Linked DNA regions of Homo sapiens: region 1 is linked to region 2. A link is an interaction called in ENCODE POLR2A ChIA-PET data of the cell type or tissue named here. Cell type or tissue: Panc1. All regions are shown on one strand.

The links. Peaks named below come from ENCODE experiments on the same cell type or tissue, not always from the same donor. Only the 100,000 strongest peaks of a DNase experiment are listed, where the experiment ranks them.
Region 1: POLR2A ChIA-PET joins it to region 2 with 5 read pairs; 2 of 35 experiments call an interaction of 5 or more read pairs at or near these places.

Annotation. Positions count from the first base shown.
Region 1 is chr11:34,535,833-34,538,332 of GRCh38, reverse strand. No RefSeq gene overlaps it. Among named protein-coding and RNA genes, the nearest start is that of ELF5, 23 kb to the right of the region's middle. In Panc1, no CTCF peak of the experiment used is centred here; no DNase peak of the experiment used is centred here.
Region 2 is chr11:35,343,713-35,346,212 of GRCh38, reverse strand. The region is part of intron 1 of SLC1A2 (solute carrier family 1 member 2); the gene reads left to right. Among named protein-coding and RNA genes, the nearest start is that of SLC1A2-AS1, 63 kb to the right of the region's middle. RefSeq lists an enhancer at 999-1,526. In Panc1, no CTCF peak of the experiment used is centred here; no DNase peak of the experiment used is centred here; H3K27ac peaks cover 1,042 bases.

The DNA.
Region 1 (2,500 bases), 810 kb after region 2:
TTTTTGCCATTGTAAAACAAAGAAGCGGGAAGAACCATCTCGAAGGAAGAATTTCACTTTCCTGCCTTCTCATTCCTGCTGTTAAGACCCAGGAGCCAGGCCTCAACCTACTAAGAGTAATCGTCACAAGCCCAGCACCCAACCTCTGGAGGAACTTTTATGAAGGCATTTACAGGGTGACAGGAAAGAGCCTGGGACAGGCCACCATAATGAGAAGTTTAGAACTCTAGGGTCAAGAGTGGGTATGCACAGGTGCTCAGATCAGAAAAGGCTACACCTCTGCCCTTTTGAATTTAGGAGATTATACATTAGAAGCATATACATCTCCCCAGAGGTTCAGCTTTCATGGGATCCTTTAATTGCTTCAAACTGGCACTGAGCTCCAGTTTATTTATTCATGTGTATTCTAGAATTTCTCACCCAACAACTCCCTGAGTCCCCAGGCAAACCTGGGGCTCTGTTCAAGATGAGTCACTGGAGATCTCCAAGGTGTTCCTCTGGGTTGAGCCAGTCCTGTCCCCAGCAGGGGATGCTGGGAGCAGGTGTAAGGTGTTTATCCTCCAGCCAGGGCAGCCAGAGAAACTGCAGAGGTCACAGAGGGAAGACGGTGGAAATAGTTGATGAGGGCCCCTGGACCATCAAAGGACTGGCATTTTGGATGTGCTCATTAATAGTAATTGGCAGACAAGGCTCCTCAAGGTTATTCTCAGGGAAGGAGGATTAACAAGATCCTTGTTTCTTCATAGCAAAGAACAGTTTCAAAGGCTAGGTTCATAAACTCTGTGCTGCCAAGAATATTGTCCATTCTATTGGTCATGACTCTTCTAATACAGGTAAGAGACCCAACTCAAACTAGCTTTAAGAAAATAAGAAGAAAAAGAAAGAAGAAAGAAAGTAAGAAAGAAAGAAAGAAAGAAAGAAAGAAAGAGAAAGAAAAGAAAGAAAGAAAGAAAGAAAGAAAGAAAGAAAGAAAGAAAGAAAGAAAAGAAAGAAAGAAAGAAAGAAAGAAAGAAAGAAAGAAAGAAAGAAAGAAAGAAAGAAAGAAAGAAAGAAAGAGGAATGATTGACTCATCCAAGTGAGAATTCTAAGGGGACTTCAGGCATGGCTGGGTCAAGGATCTCAAACAATCAACAAGATTTGGTCTCTCTGTGTGTCAGCTCTGCTTTCCTGTGTGGGTGTCACTCTTGAGCATCCTCCTACCACATGATACATTCCCAGCAGCTCCAGGCTTTCACCTTCCCTGCTTCAAATCCAGGAGAAAGAGAAATTCTTTTAAATAGCTCCAAGAAAGATCCCAAGATCAAGTCTCTTCACAGCCTGGTGGCTGAGTTCCAAAGCAAACATCTCAAAAAAGCTATATAATGTCACTTCCACTGTAGTCATGGTCCCACTCAGACTTGGGGGAGGTGGGGGAGGTAGACTCCAGCTTTCAATTGTTGGCATGTCAAGGAAGAGTACATGGGGAAAGACATATTGTTGCAGCCATCTTTGAAAAATACAATCTGTCCCAGTACTTTGGGAGACCGAGGTGGGCAGATCATGAGCTCAAGAGATGGAGACCATTCTGGCCAACATGGTGAAACCCCATCTCTACTAAAAACACAAAAATTAGCTGGCGTGGTGGTGTGTCTCTATAGTCCCAGCTACTCAGGAGGCTGAGGCAGGAGAATTGCTTGAACCCGGGAGGCAGAGATTGCAGTAAGCCGAGATCACGCCACTGCACTCCAGCCTGGCGACAAGAGACTCCATCTCAAAAAAAAAAAAAAAAAAAGAAAAAGAAAAGAAAGGAAAAACACAATCTGCCAGTGACTAGTGTGCACATTCCACTTTGTGAAGCCCTGCACTACAACAATGTTGGGCTCACTGTTTATTTGACACTCTGCTTTCCAAATTTCCTAATATGTACAACCAAAGAAACATAGTGAATGTTATTTATATTGTAAATTCTCCCTCTGTATACAATAGCAAGTAGGAAAACAGGATATTTTTTAAAGTAATCTCCATTTTTCACTTATCTGTTCACTCAGTAAATATTTGTAGAGTGTCACTTACCTGGACAAGGCACAGTCCCAGGTGCTAGGATAGAATGATAAACAGGATGACATGGTCCCTGGTCTTGTGAAGCTCCAGTCCAGCAGGAAAGACAGTTTTTGTAGGGTAATTGCAGCTATAATGATTGTAATGACAAAGGAAATAAATATACCATGGAATCTAAAACAGGGAGCATTCACCTTGTCTTGGGGTTCAGGGAGGACCTGAAAGATGAGTGGGAGTTACTGGTCAGCTGTCACCTTTTTTTTTTTTTTGAGACAGAGTCTCACTGTCTCCCAGGTTGGAGTGCAGTGGTGCGATCTTGGCTCACTGCAAGCTCCACCTCCCGGGTTCACGCTATTCTCCTGCCTCAGCCTCCCAAGTAGCTGGGACTACAGGCACCCACCACTATGCCCGGCTAATTTTTTTGTATTTTTAATAGAGACGGGGTTTCAACATGTTAGCCAG
Region 2 (2,500 bases):
GGGTCTAGGGGAGGGATAGCATTAGGAGAAATACCTAATGTAGATGATGGGTTGATGGGTGCAGCAAACCACCATGGCACATGCATACCTATGTAACAGACCTACACGTTCTGCACATGGATGCCAGAACTTAAAGTATAAAGAAAAAAAAAAAGAACATGGGTCTGCGTTTTAATTGTTGCAGCTCTTATGCTTAATGATTGTGAGACCTTGAGCAAGTTACTTAATTTCTCTGTGACTTGGTGTTCTCACCTGCAAAATGGGTCTTAAAACAATGTCAACTTTATAGAGAGGTTGTGAGGTTTAACTAAGAAAATGAGTTAAAATGAATATAAAACATTTAAAATAATTATTGGTACAAGCATTGGCTATTACTTAGATTTTCCTGGCAGTGGGATTTACTGGTGATTTTCATATTCATCATTGTATTTTTCTGTAGACAAAATGTATATTATTTAGCTCATCTGGAAAATATATTGTAAAACTATTTCTTTACCTTTTTTTAAGAGACAGGGAAAGAGTCTGGTTGGTGAAGGGGTTATAGTTAACTCTGGTAACCTCTGCCCCAGGTGCTGTGTGGGTATTTCATGGTGTGATTGGTGTGGGGAGGTAACCTTCAGCTCCCCGTCTTCTGCCTGTCCCCATCACTGGTCCCCCTCCAGTCCCAACAGTCAGATGCTCACAGTGGCGGTGCTGACCTTTCTGAATGGTGCAATTATTGGCGCCCAGTGAGCCTTGCACATGGAACAGGGAGTGAAATCACCCAGCACTTCCTCTGCAAAGAGGATGTGATCTTCAGACAGTGCAATCACAGGCAAGTGACCTCAGTTTCCTCAGAACTCAGCAGAAGGTTCTGAAAGCTGGAAGGCCATTTGCAGAACCCAGGAGAGAAAGGAGGGAAGACAAGGCTGGGTTTGCAAAAGCAGGAGCAAGGTCTGCACGTTTTATGAAGTGTTTTACAGTGGAGCTGTAATTGGAACCCTGGTATTTAGCAAGAGTTATGAGGTGTGATGGTCTTAGCACTGCGAGTCCTTTGGCGGCATATGTGATACTGGCATGAAACAGGCCAAGCATCATGGACTGGATTGCTTGGGTTCAGCATGCTGCTTAAATCGGCTTGTTTATTATTTTTAAAAGGACTATTTTTTTTTACTCTTGGGGCATTCAAAACTCCACTTAGAGACAAACCAAAAATATTTCTCAGTTACGTGCTCACTGTTTGAATCAGAGCTGCTAAGCCTAATTGGTTGGTCCAATTCTCTTACTACCTTCTGGAGATTAAAAGCTCCTCTAGCTCACTTCCAAATCAGAGTGGATGGAATTTGATCCAATCCAGGTGCTCAGGGCTCCAGAAGCCCTTCCTGTTACAGAGAGGGTGAGTGAGCAGGCCGAAGATTGTGCTTTTTATTGCTCGAAGATAGTTTCCTAGTCCTTGAAGCTGAGAAAGCAGGAAGGGTCTCCCATTCTTTTTGAAATTCAGAACAAGCACATTGTCTGAAGAGGGAGGTTGGCCTTCTTTTTGTCTTTCACCATGTGAGGGATGGCAGCCAGGACTCAGCCTTTTGGAATCACAGAGCCATGTCAGAAGCAACAACTGGTTGGAGTAGAACAAAGGATCTTAACTAGGGGCTGTGGGTAAAGGTCTTCCGGGGTCTGAAATTGTAAGGAAAGTTTGTCTGTATGTGCATTTTCAGGGGGAGAGTTCCATAATCCCATCAAGCATGCACTCACAGAATTTGACCTGTGCACTGTGTAGTGAGAGCTTGCTACTATTTGTAGCATATACCAAGCTTGCTTCTGCCTCAGGCCTTTGCACTTGCTGTTCCTTCTCAGAATACTTTTCCCCAAGATCCACATGGTCACTGTAACTTTCTTCAAGTCACTGGTTAAATGTCACCTCCTGACCACCTTATATTAAATATCCCGCTCAACAGTACATTGCTTCATTGTTCTTTACAGTGCTTATTCCATATGACATTGTTTGTTATTACCTCCCTCTTTCAGTATGTAAGCCTCTATGGTATTCACTGCTGTATCTGTAGCATATAGAACAATGCCAAGCCCAGAGAAGATGCTCAGCAAATGTCTGTTGAATGGGTAAATGCATGAACAAATTAATAACTTTGATTATACTTAGGTCTCACCTGTAAAAAAAAAAAGTTTTAATGATGGGTAAAAAAGGATCTGAGTTCTCAGTGGGGCCACTTCTCAGCCATGTGTCTTGGGTTCCAGACATTTCATCTGCTATGAAATGATCACCTGACATTGTAATAGATGTTTAGGCAGAAGTTTTCAAGGGATTTCACAATGCTTGTACATCATTATTAATTTCTGTTTTTCGAATACACCAGATCTGTGTGTGTGTGTGTGTGCCTGTGTGTGTCTGTGTAAAAATGTGTGTGTGTGCCTCTGTGTGTGTGTCTGTGCACATCCTGGTGCACAGATACTATTATTATTATTATTATTCTGGTGCACAGATAATAGGTTATCTCCATTTGAA